Regions from separate parts of the Mus musculus genome. Here region 2 is linked to region 1. Evidence: chromatin loops called from intact Hi-C (ENCODE). Cell type or tissue: heart. All regions are shown on one strand.

Region 1 (8,000 bases):
GTTATTGTTTAGCCATAAAGTGTTCATCTCAGTCTTGTCTATGCCCCCCCCAATCTGGTAGTACTGTTGTGGGAGGTTGTGAGACCCCAGGGGCTTAGAGGTATAACTGAATGATGCAGGCCACTAGGAACAGGCCATAAGGGTTCTATTCAACTCTGCCTTCAGTCCCCATTTTCTGCTATATAATCTGCTGAGACATGAACAGAGTGCACTGTGGCTCTCACCACCACAGACCGACTCATTCCAGCCATCATGCCTTCCTCACTGTGATGGGCTGAACCCTCTGACACTGAGACCAAGTCAACCTCCCTCGAGTGGCTTCTGTCAGGCATTTTCTCAAAGTGACGGGGAGAGAAATTAATACCAAGTATTAAACCAAAATAAGCTATGCTTTCTATTTTGCCACGTGGGCAAAGCATGTTAGCTGCCAGAAGGGCAGAGGAGCAGATAAAAATAAAAATATAATGTAACCTTCTTCCTGCTTAAACGGTGAGCAGGATGTGATTAATCCTTGAACTCAGGAGCAGAGACAGGCAGACTCTTAAGTTCAAGGCCAGTTTGGTCCATATTGCAAATTTCAGGGCATTACATGGTGAGACCCTGTCATAAAAAAAAAAAAATCTATTGACTCTTAAGATGGATAAATAAGCAGAAAAGACAGGAGCATCTAGCTTAAAGATCACTGGGTGAAATGTAAAGAAAAGTCTTCCCTGTTGACTTAGTTGACTTTATGTATCTGGGAAGTCAACCTTTTCAAGGCCTGACTGAAAACAAGCGCTTTTTAAAGTGATTCTTAGACCATCCTGAATATGTAGGCCATACAAATGTAGTGGTAGTATGCAAATTATGGCAGAAATACTTTCATCTTGTTAGAGTAACCTTAAACAGCTCTTTGTGATGTAATCCAATTCAGTGCTAAGCTAAAGAGGGACCAGCTGGTCTGAGAGTTCTTCAGTCTTACCTAGGCGTGGCATGTACCTTATTTGCTAGAACTTTCAGAAACAAAAGCATTCAGTCTGCCCCTTTATCACACTGTCATGACCTGTGGTCAGAAAGACTTTGATAATCTGCTATGTCAAGACACTTGGTATTGCTTTGCTTTTAAGATCTTCAATGCCCCTAAATTTCTACCACCCTGTAGCAGAAGGAAAGAAAAGATGAAAGCTCACTGAAAAGGTCAGTGGTGTAGTACATAAAAGCCAGTGTTGTTCCCCAGACAAGGTGACTCTGAACTTTGTACAGGGTTCCATTATTGTGTTTAGTTGTTGGTTTGGTTTGGTTTTAAGAAGGAATGTTGAGCCGGGCAGTGGTGGTGCACGCCTTTAATCCCAGCATTTGGGAGGCAGAGGCAGGTGGATTTCTGAGTTTGAGGCCAGCCTGGTCTACAGAGTGAGTCCCAGGACAGGCAGGGCTACACAGACAAACCCTGTCTCGAAAAAAAAGAAAGAAAGAAAGAAAAGAGAAGAGAAAAGAAAAGAAAAAAGAAAAAGAAAAGCCTGCGTTCGAGTAGGTTTCTTGGGACCACAGAAAGGTGGGCTCAGAGATTGAGGTGGGGAGTGTTAACATGGACCCAAAGAGCAAGAGCATCAGGTGGTTCCACCGAGCTTCACTCTGAAGAAAAGCGTTTTTACCGTGAACTCAATCAGAACAAATCCACTAACCAGGGAGCGCCAGGCACTACTGCAAAGGACTCTTTTACTCCAGTAATTAGGTCAGAGTTACGGGAAGCATGACAGGTGGACACTGCAGAATATCACGTGTACAAATTGCTGTTCCCACCATCTATGACACTCCCCTCTGCCATCTTGCTTTAGAGTCTATACCTCACACTTAATTTAAAACAAGAACACCTGTCAAACTAGTTCCAACATTCACTTTCTTCTTAATAATGTCAATCTAAAGTTACAGAAAATCAGTGCAATTTTTATATTATTTTAAAGTTTTCTTTCTGGGTCCAGATGTTATGCTTGCATTTAAAGTCTGTGCACCACTTGCATGCCTGCTACCCACAGAGGCCAGTAGGAGGCATCATGTCCCCTGGAACTGGAGTTAGAGACACTTGTGACTCTAACTCTTATGTGTGCTGTAATCCAACCATGTACCCCTGGAAGAGCTCTTAGCTGCTGAGCCGTACCTCTAGACCCTGAAGTTAACCTTTTGAAACTTTATTTTCTCCATTTTAAAATAGAAAAAAAAATTCTCAAAACAGGAGTGAAGATTTGAAGTGCATTTCTATAACAAAGACGTCCAGGAACTACGTAACAACTGCCCAAACGCTTAGTTGGCAGACTGTCTCTTATCCATGCAGCAGTATTTGAGATCTGTTTCACCTGTCAGACAAAATGCACCTGGCACCACTTCCCAGCAGCTATGAGGCTAATCACCAAGCCCTGTCAGCTGCAGGAAATGAAAGCCATTCTGGGAAAGATGCAAGAGTTCGTGGAGCAGAAGGTGAGACCCTCACTCCTCCAACAGCTGCTGCTTCCAGTGACTTCTGAGTTAGGAAAGAACTTCCAGATTCAATGAAAATAAATCGTTCCATATGCAGCAGATTCTGAAATTAGATTAATCACACATTCTAAAACAAGTTTCATCTGTCTGCCTCCCACAAGATGATCTAAATCACCACTTTCAGGTCACAAGGCAGAGACACTAATATCTGCCAGCCAGCCCAGACTGGAGGGCTCTTGAGGGCGAACAGTAAGGAGCTGAGGCTCAGGGTGCTCAATAAGTTGTCTTAAATTTTCAAGCTAGCTTGTACGGAATACTGTTAGATGCCCTTACAGGACCTGCCGCTGGTGCACTTGTGTTTGAATCCCAGTCCTGAGTCTTGGTGACCATGCCCTTGGGCAGTTTTCCGACTTCTTCATTTTTATACTAAAAGTGCTAACTTTGTAGAATAGCTTTGAGGATAAAATGGCCTAATAGCACCGCAGGTATGGAACTCGGATTTTTCTTAATGATTTAGCTTCTGGATAAAAGACACACACACCTTTATACTTACAATAAGCCTTAAACAGCACAAGAGCTGGGCTGATATCTACCCTTTATGCTTTTAGAATCTAATTTTTTATCAATAACATTGAATTATTACTTACTATGTTTTATGTGGGCTGCTCTTAACTCCAATTGGCCAGTCCTTGGGGCCACATTTTCATGACTCACCCAACTCAGTGCAGCCTCTCTTTCCTCTTTCACCTTCTTCCCCTCGTGGTTCTCCTCCTACCCTACAAGCCCCAGAACCCTAAACCCCCACCCCTGTCTTCTGCCCAGCTATTGGCTGTTGGCATCTTTATTTACCAAGCAGAAATAATTTGGGGGCAAGGTCAAATAACATCACGTGGGTCTAAGAGTGACTCTCTCTTCTCTGGGACAACTAGTTCTTGGGGACTGCACTTAGCATTATGCCATGGGTAATTGTGTGTGTGTGTGTGTGTGTGTGTGTGTGTGTGTGTAATAAAAATTATATTATCTGGGAACTGAATGGTGAAAGGCAGGGTAGAAACCCCAAATCAAAATTAAAAATTTCTACAACAGATACTACCTGTCTTCCTACATACTCCGCAAGACATCTGTCCAGTATGTCCTGATTCTTCCTGACTCCCCACACTCTAGTCTAACTCTGAGTTCATCCCTCCACAGCTGCCATCTCACGACACTTGCCTGCCCCCAGAAAGGGCCATGCTGTCATCAGCACGCTCTGCTGCAGACAGCTTCTCCTCTGGCTAGGTTGCCCACACCCTTTGGTGCCTAGAATTTCTCCTGCTTGTCTGTGAAGCCCCAACTCTTGTGGCCACTTATCCTTCATCCCCACACTTTGCTAAGAACCTTGACGTGCCTCTTTGATGCCACGTATGTGCACATATCATTTCTTCTATGTGTCTTGGATTGACTAACTTTTCTCAGCCCTCTGAAGCAATTACAATACCTGGTGTCAGGCGAGGCAATGGGCGTGGTTCTGAATCTTGTTTGTAAAGTAGAATCATTTGGTGAGCCTCTAAAACATCCCAAACCAGTTACTCCAGACCAACGAGTCTTAAATTTTAGAACATTTCAAAATTTCGGATTAGGGGTGGCGTACCTGGTTGAATCTTTGTATCTTTAGCTGATACACTTCTGTTAATGCCAAGCACATAAGAAGAGAAATACTCAACATATACCATAGGAAGGTTGGATTGAGAACAAAGGGGATTTCTTGCAGTTCTGAAGGAGGAGAATCCAAGGTTGGGGCACTTTAGATGTGGTGTGCTTCCTCCTTGGCGTGTTCCCACACAGAGGAAGGGAAGAACTTCAGCCTCTCTGGTGTCTGACATCCTCGCCATATCCCCCTGCCCCCAGTGTGTATGTGTGAGTGCTTATGTGTGTGCCTGTATGCACGTGGATGGCAGAGGTTGACACTAAGGGTCGTCCTCGGTTGCTCTCAACCTTCTGCATCAAGGCATCATCTCTCACTTGAAACTAGAGCTCACCAATTTGCCTAGTCTAGCTTGCTGGCTTGCTGTGGGGATCCCCTGCCTGGCTTCAGGAATGCTGGGATTATAGGGTAGCTGACACACCTGTCTGCTATCTACGTGGGTGCTAGGAACTGCAATCTTCATGCTTGCGCAGTAGAAGCTTCCCCACTGAGCATCTCTCTAACCTTCAGCCCCTTATCAGGACACTAATACCATTCATAAGGCTCCGCCCTTGTAACCAAAGGTCGCCATCCTCATACCAAAGCATCTATCATACGATAGACACTGAAAGATGACAATGTTTTAAACCTATCATTTGCTACCTAAGACTTTGTTTGCTTGTTAGATGCCATTTAAAAGGGGGTCATTTGGGAGTACTTCCTTTTGTAACTGTATGCAGTATGACATGTGGGCAGCAGGGGGAACCATTGGAACATTTTCTGATCAGGCTATGCAGATAATTGTCATCACGGATGCAGAGGACAAATCCAATGAGGCTAGTGGAGATGGCCAGACCAGTCAGGTCCTTGATCCTTGTGGGTGAGCTGATGGTGCCTTTAGGACTTAGCCCGCTCTAGAAACCAGTTCAAACCAGGCTCCTCATCCCTGTCATAGGGAGCTCGGATGGTGGAGCCCTGCTTGGTGGCTTATGAGAGTCTGGGTGGCCTTGAGTATAAGTCTTCACTGGCCAGAAATGTTTGTGCAAAATCCCCACAATTCTGCTGAGGCAGAATTGAAGGAGGGTTTTCAATAACTAATTTCAGTAATCCATTTGCTCTTGAAAATAAAGAGAGTGTCTTGGTGCCACCCACCCCCCCCCCCCCCCACTGTACTCAACTCAGAAAGCACCTGCTGTGTCTCCTGGCATGCACTGTGGACCACCTCCAGCATTTTATGACTGAGGCTTTGGGGCCCCTCATCAGACTTGGACATCACTGCCTCCCCCCTCCGCCCCTTTACAGATCTAGGCCTAGCGTAAAGGAACAAGGACCTATCAATTGGGTGGCCCCTCACCTCAGAAGAAATACTGTGTAGCCACACCTAAGAACAGTCTTCCAGCCTAGAGAGGGCCGCATGGTGAACTGTAGACAGCACACTTTCTTTCCAGATTCTGGTCTGAGTGGGATGTCCCTCCTTGGAGTATATAATAACAGTATCCATCAACAGAGACTCCATTGATAGATTGAAAGAATCCCCAAGGAAACACACAGCCCACCCGTCTAAGCAAAGTTTCTACCAGAAATGCCTTTGCGTCCTTACAAAGAAACAGACTTTACCCACGGCAGATCAAAATGGCCTCACCTGCTCCTCAGCAGGCACAAAATCAATTTTCCGTCCCCTCTCACCTCCCATTGGCCAGTGGAACTCAGTTACCAAGCTCCTCTTCCTGTTCCCTCGGTAACCCTATTTGGTGAAATTAGAATTAACTGAGTTTAATTCAATGTAGCGCAAAGCCCAATGAGATTAGCTCTATGGTTTCAGACCCGTGCTAGGAAACAGCACCCTTATGTTCTGTATTCGTCTTCCTAAACTTGACATAACACCAGGAGGAGGGAAGGTGGGGGTACATCCATCTGCCTAGGTGCTCTGCACCCCCTCTCAGCATGCACGCTCCTTCCTGGGGACCTGAAATCCGATTTCTGAAGCTTGACCCTGCAGGTCTCTTTACAAGATGAAGTTACCCGTAGGTTCGTTTTCCATGGAGTGTAAAACAAGGTGGCAAACTGAGCCCAAGCACAAAGGACTGACATTCTTCAGTAACCTCTGCCGATGGCATAGAGTTTCTGTGTGGCACTTCATGTCATCTCTATCCCTGCTGTCTCTGAAGCCTCCACAGACTCTCAGATGTCCAGTGACCATACCCAGAAAGGCCATGTCCTCCTGACATTGTATTATTGAAATCCTATTTATCTCCATTTGTTTTCAGTTATAGAGTTGTTTGAGACAAGATCTTTTTGTACAGCCCTGGTGTCATGGCAGAACCCTGAGTGCTGAGATTACAGACATGTGCCACCATTACTGACTCTAATTATCTTGAGCAAGAGCCCACATTTTAGTTTTGTTCTGTACCCCCAAAACTGTATGATTAGTTCTATCTTACCATGACTTGTATTTAATCTTATTTCTTTAATCTCACTTTTAAAAAATTATTTTGAAAATAATAAAATAAATTTTTAAAATTTATTTTTATTTTCAATTATGTATGGGGGTGGTAATTCTAGACATCCTGACATTCTAAGTTAAAGTGTACATGCATGCACTTGGTTTCTTTTTAACACACACAGAAGAGGGACTCAGATCCCATTATAGATGGTTGTGAGTCACCATGTGGTTGCTAGAAATTGAACTCAGGATCTCTGAGAGAGCAGTCAGTGCTCTTAACCACTGAGCCATCTCTCCAGCCCCAAGTGCTCAGTTTCTACTCTTAATCACCATGATAATTACTTTAGCTGTCTAAATAGTTTTGCATGTAAAGTATTTCCTGAAAAAAAAATCTTTAGCAAAGTGTAACAAATTTCATCTTTGAAACCTAATCTTATCCTCATATACTTTTAAAATGTCATTAGAGATGTCTCCATAAAGAACATTTGCCTTGTAACAAAATTATATTTCTTTCCAAGATGTAGTGATTTAATAATTAAAAGAATATCCATGAAATATAAATACTAGGTATTTGTCAATAAATTAAATTAGATTGTAGCTGTTAGGAGCCAATTATCATGCAAGAGATCTCCAATGGTTGAAATAATGAGGCCAACTTATTACTCTTGACTTTCTCTATAGGCTATGATTATAAATTGCTAAAATGGCCTAATAGATTATGGGATCTTATGAGATTTGAAGTCCCCTTAAAATATTCATTGGGTATTAAAGATTAGTTGTCTTGACTGATTTTCATTATAATTCCATCATTATATGTTTACAAGAAGAGAGAAGGCAGGGTGCCATGGTACTGAGAAGAAAAATATGTTCTGCTTATGAACTGATAACTAAGATAGTGGTGTTAGGAATAAGAACTTTCTAGATATCTAAATTTGAACCCCATTTCATTACTTTCTAGCTATGTGGCCTTCAGTGATGTAGGGTTGGGCTGAGACAGTGCTTGACGCAGGTGGCACAATGACTGGAACGTAGCAAACAAAATCAACGTGCTTATGATTTCCACAGAAAGGAGAATGTAGGCTTGGGAAGATGGCACCTTCCTTTCTCCATTATTTCTCACACAGGTACCTCTTTTTCTCCATTATTTCCATACACATCAGCACTCATTGCAGCCCCATGAGGGCTCTAATGTTTTCTGTAGCATCAACTTGAGAATTGACTGGTATAGTGTCAGTGACATGCAGGCAAATGTTAGACACCCAGTCCTGACGAAGTGGTCATGCCACTTTCTATGTGTGAATACAATGGCGAGCTACCCAAGTGACGTCATTGACCGTGGACCCGGGATGAGCTGTGGCTGCTCCCTTCCCACAACCTGAAAGGACCTAGTGCCCTCATATTAGCTTTTCAAAGTAAGAGTGGAAAGATGGCTTCTATTTCTGG
Region 2 (8,000 bases), 230 kb after region 1:
CACACACACAAACCTGGGTCATAAGCTCCTAAATTACAATGAACTTCCAATTGTAACTTGTATCGCTTCCTGTATGCTAACACCAATTAAAGGATAGTGAAAGGTACCTGTGAGCTTCATTCTCCAAAGCATAGGCTACTGGCCCTCCAGGGCTACATGCACTCCTTTGACGAACAGAAAGCCATCAATGATAGTTCCACTTTGACTGGATTAAAATCACAAGATACACTGGGAAGTGTTGGCATATGCCTTTGGTCCCAGCACTTAGAAGGCAGAAGCAGATGGATCTCTGAGTTTGAGGCCAGCCTGGTCTGTAGAATGAGTTCCAGGACAGTCGGGGCTACACAGAAAAATCCTGTCTTGAGAAACAGGGAAAAGGGGGAAAAACAAAGAGAAAGAAATGAAGAGAGAGAGAGAGAGAGAGAGAGAGAGAGAGAGAGAGAGAGAGAGAGAGGAGAGAAAGGAAGGGAGTGAAAGAAAGAAAGAAAGAAAGAGAGAGAAAGGAAGGAAGGAAGGAAGGAAGGAAGGAAGGAAAGAAGGAGAAAGGAAGGAAGGAAGAAGAAAGGAAGGAAGAAAGAGGAAGATAAATCACAATATAACTAGCTAAGCTGAGGATATGCAAATGGCATTTCCAGAAACAATTAGATTATGGGCTTTCTAGCCTAATGAATAGATCAATCTCTTAATAAATTAGCAATATTATTAACATTGTTGAATATTGGTGGAGAGTAGGAAGTTATTATGGACATGTCGTAGGGGCTGTATCCTTGGTCTCCTCCTTGTACCTCCTTCTATTTCAGCCCTCCAGTTGGTTCAGACAAATGTGAGCTTGCCTTCTTTAAGGGTCTATAATAGGAGATGCAACATGATTTGGGTGGTATTTGGACCTACTAGTACTACCCAGGAAATACGGATAGAATGAGTCAGGTTCCCAGGCCCTTGCATTCAGACCACTGCATTAAAACTGAATCATTTAAGGCAGATGATAAATCAAACGATTAGCTAAGCAAGTGTGTTTTCTCTCTGACTAATCTGGGCAGATGTTCATACCAGCTTTTCCCAGACAGTCACCAGGAGTGACAAGATACCAAGTCAAGCCACCAGCCACTGGTACATCTGAGTGGGACCATGTTGTTTTCCATGGTAGAGAAGACATTGAGTAGCGAATGGTGAGAACCCCTGGACTTCCTCTCACACCAGGTCACAGTGGCCCAGGCCGGGAGGTCTGAAAAATGTTACTGCACCCGAGGCAAGGCTGACCAGCTTCTGAAAGACAAAATAAAACAATCCAATTAGTATCCTGACTAGAGAATTCACAATATCACTCATTGTGTATACCAATGAAAGATTTCAACTGCATGGAATGATGACATAGTAACATCTCCTATGTACCTAGTTTAGACTTGTTGAAGAAAATAACATTTTTAAGCTAGGGAAAAAAATAAGGTGATGAGGATAAATAGAATATTTCTAAAATCTGGAGGTAGCCCTAAGTGGATTTGATCATTAGGTCTAAACTCCTAAATTCCTTCAGTTCACTACAGTCCAGTTTCCTCATCTGGACAATGGACATAAAAAGAGCATTCTTTGTAACATTAAAAGAATGGTTATATATGTATTACCACAAAGCTATTGCCTGGGTGATCAGAAATTGTTCAATAGCCATTGTCACGATGATGGTGATGATGAGAAGAAGAAAGGTTCTTGTTTATTTTCAGGGGAAGGGAGATGGTTGGGGCAAGGGGCTAAAAGGCGTGTTTGCAAATGTCTCCTTTGCCCAACCGTAAATCTTTCCTTCTCCCTCAGTGTGCAAATAGAAAGTGCTACATATACTTTGTGGTCACCCAGTATATATTCACTGGTGATGGAGATACTGCTTTGGTCATTCTGGGATAGTATAGCCATGGGCCACCGACTGGGAGTCAGAATCTAGAAGGTAGGAATAAAAGCATCAGATTCAAGGTCTGTGCTAGGAAGCCATGGCCCAGAGTGTGAAGATCCGAAGAAGAGGTGATAGTTCAAAGCTGAAAGCACCAGTCACGTATCTGGGTTTCAAGTCTGTGCCACCTCTCATGTCTGATTTTCAAGGCTTGAAAAGGCCAATTCTATTTCTATTTAATCTAACCCTGTTGAGGCTCAACAACTAATTCCTATGCCTCCTCACGCGTGAATTGCCAAGTTGCGGTCAGCGGAAGCAAAGGTTCTCTGAGACTTTTGCTAGAGCTTTAACTTGATTCTCCCGGTCAGCCCTGGGATTAGGGGTCCCCATAAGCCCACATCCTCTCAGGGATATAGGATACGTTCATGTTAAAGGAAAGTTGAGTTCTTTTGCTTCCCTTTTTGCTTGTTGTTCCCACAAGTGCCCTCTTCCAAGCGTCTGTTTGTCTTCATTCCTGTCTCATTGTCTCTCCTTCCCTCCAGCCACACTCGGTTCTACGGTGTGTGTGTGTGTGTGTGTGTGTGTGTGTGTACACACGTGCGCATGCGCACGGGCATTTGCATAGTCTCCCACATGTCCTTGCCAATCTCAGTAACTAAAAAAAAAAATAAACCTTTTATTCTTTTTTATTGGATTGCTTCATCCTTTATTACTGCTTTGCCCCGGTCATCGAAATGCCATAAGGAAACCTGGGTATGGTACCCTGGCAGCCAACACAGAAAATTAATAGGTCACTCTCCAAGGTCTCTTTCCAAGCAGTTGTCAGTGATCTCTGCCTACTTTGAAAAGCTTGGCTTTATTGCTCCCCCCTTTTTTCCCCTGCCCTTTGGCCAACCTGTGCTTTGCTGTCACTAGATTCCCCGTTCCCCCTCAGACTCTACCTGAGAGGCCCCTTTCAAGTCGGGCCCCAATATGTGACTGTCACGAGTTGCTGCTTGGCTGAGTTCCTGCCCGCCTGCTCTTAGACAGAAACCTTTGATAAGCTGACTTCTTTTTTTTTCTTGCAATTTCACAGCATACCCGCTGAAGCTTTTATCTCTGTGGCTGAGCCCAGGCAATAACTATTCCGCCTTTGCTATCTCGGTTCTGAGCTGTCTGTCTCCCTCGGAGGACACTCCTCTGCCCACTATCTCAGTCTTCCATCTTTTCATCACTGGATAAAAACGCTTTGTTTATGTTCCATTCTCTGTCTCATGTTCAGAGTCTGTCTGATAGGATTTCCAGGTTTTGTTTTTTGTGTGCTTCTAAATCTGATGGGACAGGAGAGAGCTGTTTGGTGTTTTCCTTATCAATGGAGAGGACTCGGAGTGATGGAGCCTGGCCACAGCTTGCTCTCCGTTGCTCCTTTGATTTGATTATCAGGAGCAATGCAGGACACTCTGGTTCCTTACACTTGAAATTGGCTACGGCTCCAACCTGTGGGCTCCTTCCTATTTGAGCACATCTCTTGGGCCCTGAGGGCTAAATCTCAGACAGTACCTTTGGACTCACAGCATCATGTCAGAACTCAAAGTCCTAATCACAGCTTTCTCGTCTCCATGGCAATGTTCCAACACAGGCAAGAACCTTCCATCTCATAAATCAAAATTAAAGTGATGGGTAAATTTCTTTCTTTCTTTCTTTTTTTTTTTTAAAAGATTTACTTATTTTATTTATGAGTACACTGTCACTGTTTTCAGACACACCAGAAGAGGACATCAGATCCTATTACTGATGGTTGTGAGCCACCATGTGGTTGCTGGGAATTGAATCCAGAACCTCTGGAAGAGCAGTCAGTGCTCTTAACTGCTGAGCCATCTCACCAGGCCGGATGGGTAAATTTTTAAAAAATATCTTTTATATATTTATTTTTATTGATATTTGTCTACATGTATATCTCCATACCTCATGTATCTTCAATGACTACAGAGACTGGAAAAGGGTGTCTAATCCTCTAGGACTGGAGTTACAGATAGTTTGTGAGCTGCCAAGTGGGTTCTGGGAATCAAACGTGGGTCCTCTGATAAAGGAATCATTGTTCTTAACCACTGAGCCATCTCTCCATCAGTCCAAATGATGGTAAATATTGTGATAGCTACCCCGTATCTGCTCTTCTTCCTCAATCTCTGGGAATGGGGACATAGGTTGTACTTCCTATGTACCAGTAACTTTAAGGAAAAATATTAATATTTAATGTTTGTATTCGACCTGCTCTATAAAGAATCCCATTTCACTATGAAAAGTTTCTGTTTCTGTGACTGTCTTGTGGCCATTATAATCTGTAATGGTCAGACTTTGGTTCATACACAAATGTGAAGTTATGGAAACACAGAAAGACACTGGCTCATAAGACTGGTTATGGTTTACATGGGGAGTGAGTCAATTTACCTAAGAGGAAGACAGGAGAGTGCTGTGTATCTGAGTTTAGGGACGTGAACAGGAATAAAGGAATATGAGGGAAGGCACTTCTGAAATAGTTAGTCTGGAAGACAACGGTGTGTGGATAGCTGACTGGACAGACAGAGGATACAGTACACTAGGCAGGAATGGGAGACCATCAGCTTGCTAGAAGCTGAGTGTATTCTCATCTGGATGTAGTTCAAAGAACCCTTCCGACACACAGAAGAGCCGCATAAAGTTTTCAGTAGTGTTTGAACACTCAACCTTAAATTATGTTCAGACGACCAAACGTGACATTTGACAGAGTCTCCAGGTTTAAAAAGGAGTCCAAAGATTAGAGGTGGAAATTCGGAAAACAAACAGACAAACAACAAAAAAGCCAGGAAGACACCAGATCTCTAAACAAGAACAAGTGCAGTGAAATGAACGCACTATAAGAACAGATATCTTTAAAATTTTTGAACGGTAGGACCAGATAGAATAAAATCATATTAATAAAAATCACATTGATAAAACTTTGGGCTTGGGATTAAAAAGTTCAGTTACTAAAGGGCTTGCCTAGAAGTCACGAACCCCTGGGTTCAATACCCAGCACCATGGAAACTAGGCATGATCACACAGACCTGTAATCTCAGCATGTGAGAGACAGAGACAGGAGGCTTAGAGTCTAGGGTCAGCCTCAGCTAAATAGGGAGCTTGATGCCAGCCACGGCTGCACTCAAACAAGCCAACAACAACAGAGCCAGGTTAACGGAACTCCTCTAGAAATGTAAACAGTTTAGTAGACAATGAAATACAAGCATCAGCAATAGCTTCAACCATACAGGTCTAGTGCCTAATAACAAGAATCCCAGTCAATAGACTACTCATGTATAGTTAACAGGATACAGCATGTTTACTTAGATTTGAGTTTCTGACAATGAAATAAATTAGGATAAATAACATATTTGCAGTAAGAACAGGCTCATAGTCACAATAAAAAAGTTATTTGTTTGGTGACACATATAATCTCAGCACTTGGGAGGATTGCCAGTTCAGGGCTATCATGGTTTACATAAAAATTCTGGGCTAACTTGTGCTATATGGCAAGATTTTTACCTTTTAAAACACCACTTTTTGATTATCTGAGATTCGCATGGAACTGTGCACCCTGTATCGTATCTACCAGCCTTGCCAGAATGGAGGGAACAGACACATTAATGGGAAGGAAATTATTAAACAACAACAACAAAATAAAACAATAAAAAAAATCAACAAAACTTCCACAAATTAAAGAACCTAAACACCCAGGTTTTAAAAGGTTCTATTAAATAGGCAGAGAAGTTGGGTTTTTTTTGTTTGTTTGGTTTGGTTTGGTTTTGGTTTTGGTTTTTAAAATAAGGACCAAAAGGATGGCAACGGGTTTCTTAACAGTTGATTAAGTTTTACAAAATGTGGTGAGAAAAATAATGCTGCATTCAGAAATGCAAAATTCACAAAGCTCACCTCTCACATGTCATTTGTTGGGAAATTTACTCTATCAACTTTAAAAGTAAATGAATGCAGCTAGGTGAGTGAAATACTTAATTAGCATGAAAAAAAGCTGTAGGATGGATCATCGCTAGCAGTAAACAAAACCAGGAGTGGGGTGTATGCCTCCAACCCCAGAAGTTATGAGCTAAGGCAGGAGGATCAGGAGCTCCAGGCCATCCTTGGCTACACAATGAGTTTAAGGCTAGCCTAAGCTACATGAGAACTCTTCTCAACGTAATTGATAAGTCATTTCTGCGCCGGTGAAATGAGCCAATTGGAGATAGATTATATTAAATGCGGGTTTATTGAGAAGCTCCTTGCAGGTGAGTTTACTTGGCCCCAAGGACTGAGGCCAGGGGAGTTGCCATGGCAAGGTAGAGACAGGGGAGGGGGAAGAGATAGAAAGAAAGGAAGAAAGGAAGGAAGGAAGGAAGGAAGGAAGGAAGGAAGGAAGGAAAGAAAGAACACGTTTGGAGAGGGAGGGAGAGAGAGAGAGAGAGAGAGAGAGAGAGCCAAAATGTCTGCATTATATAAGGAAGAGCCTCTGGGGGGAAGGGCAGCCCAGTCCCTGGACTGGAAAGTTTAAGGTTGGAGACAGGGTGTGCCAGGTAGGGACTGAGAGATGCTGGGAGAACCTGGGAGCCAGATCTGCTTTGACATGTAAAATATGCACCTCAGTCCCTTGTCCCAAAGCAAAATAAAACAACAACAATAACAACAACGACAAAATGAAGAGTGAATCTACATCAGGGTACTAGCAAAAAAGAGTCAGGAAGAGGGTTCAGTGACATGTGTACTTTGAAGCCGAGGATATTCAGAAAAAAATCCAGAAAAGATAAGCAGAACAAAAGTATGACTGGAGGATTAGCTAGTAAGTTAGATATATTTTCAAAGCACACAAAGAGAACCAGAAATTTATTTATGGAAAACTATAGTACCACAAAATGAGGCAATCATAAACTCAAGGAAAACCATAAAGCTATTCAAAAACTTTTTAAAAGCATAGTTGTTGATTCTGTATTAATTGCATGCGTGTGTATGATATGCTGGGAATTGAGCCCAGGAATTGTGTAATAGAATAATGGATAATTAAAATAATTAAAGTTATTATAAAGTTAAAGATCCTGGCAGCAGGAAGGTCACTGAGAACTAAAGGCCAGTCTGGGCCCCATGAGACCCTATCTCAAAAGGCAAACAAGTAATCAAACAAAAACAAAAAACAAAATTGCAAGTTATCCCGGGTAGCATTTTGTTAAACAGATAGTGAAGAAACGCATCAGGAGACAAGTGGACTGGTCCACCTTCTGCAACCACTGTAGTGAGCAGGCATGGAGCACCAGAGAAACTGAGCGGAGCCTCTCCTTATGTGACCTTTTCCCTTAGCTCTCAGTCTGAACCGGTCACACCTCTTTCTACGGGCCTGGCTCACCTCCCTTGCGACAGTACTGAGATCTCTTACAGTGGCTTAGCAACTGCTTGAATCACCAGGTGGTTTGTGGCCAAGGGCATTATGGGTATCCAGGCAGACCCAAAGCCAAGATGGGTGTTTTTTGGGATGCTGTTTTCTAGGTTCATTGCCGCTAGTATTCGTAACTCCTATCATCCTTTCTGACTGAAACATGTCCTCTATGCCTGCCATCTTACCAACTCACGCCAGCGCAGGCAAAGGCATTTCCTAATTTCTAGACATCAGCGCCCGGAGCCAGTATTTTCTGGTCCTGTTCATGGCATTTTTGCTAGTTATTCCTAGTCTCTGTTAATCAAATTCTTTCCTCCTTTTTGAGTTCCCTCATTCCTGTCTTGCCTGTGCTGTTGACATTGGCTGTAGCAATGGAATTTTCCAGTTTCCTAGAAACTGTAGCAGTTTTAAGGGTATGGCTTCTCCATAAACTCTTTGTTTCTGTTTCAGCCTGGGCTCTGGAGCTCTGGGTGAAACAAACATTTCATGAGATACAAGGTTTGTGTCTGAGGAGACACCATTGTCCAAAGCACCAGTTAGCAAGCAAGGCCCTCCACGTTGCCAATTGGTTTAGTTCGTTCTAATTTATAGTGCTCGGTTTGTAAATGGCTGTATGGAATTGGTGGCAGCAAGAGTGGACACGTGGGAGTGGGGATTAATAATGGTGCAAGAGGATCATTTAAGGCAGTGAGACATGGCTCAAAGAAAAGG

The links. A loop is a pair of places that touch in the nucleus more often than their neighbours do. Peaks named below come from ENCODE experiments on the same cell type or tissue, not always from the same donor. Only the 100,000 strongest peaks of a DNase experiment are listed, where the experiment ranks them.
Region 2: it touches region 1 in a loop (2.1-fold over the local background); 4 of 42 quality-filtered maps call a loop at or near these places.

The regions. Positions count from the first base shown.
Region 1 is chr17:72,853,476-72,861,475 of GRCm38, forward strand. No RefSeq gene overlaps it. Among named protein-coding and RNA genes, the nearest start is that of Gm30256, 14 kb to the right of the region's middle. In heart, CTCF peaks have their summits at 2,017 (motif pointing right) and 4,854 (motif pointing right); no DNase peak of the experiment used is centred here; H3K27ac peaks cover 336 bases.
Region 2 is chr17:73,084,309-73,092,308 of GRCm38, forward strand. Gm41616 (a long non-coding RNA gene) reads right to left here and starts at 275. Exons shown (of 4, transcript XR_876944.3): 1 at 108-275. In heart, a CTCF peak has its summit at 3,674 (motif pointing right); no DNase peak of the experiment used is centred here; H3K27ac peaks cover 2,469 bases.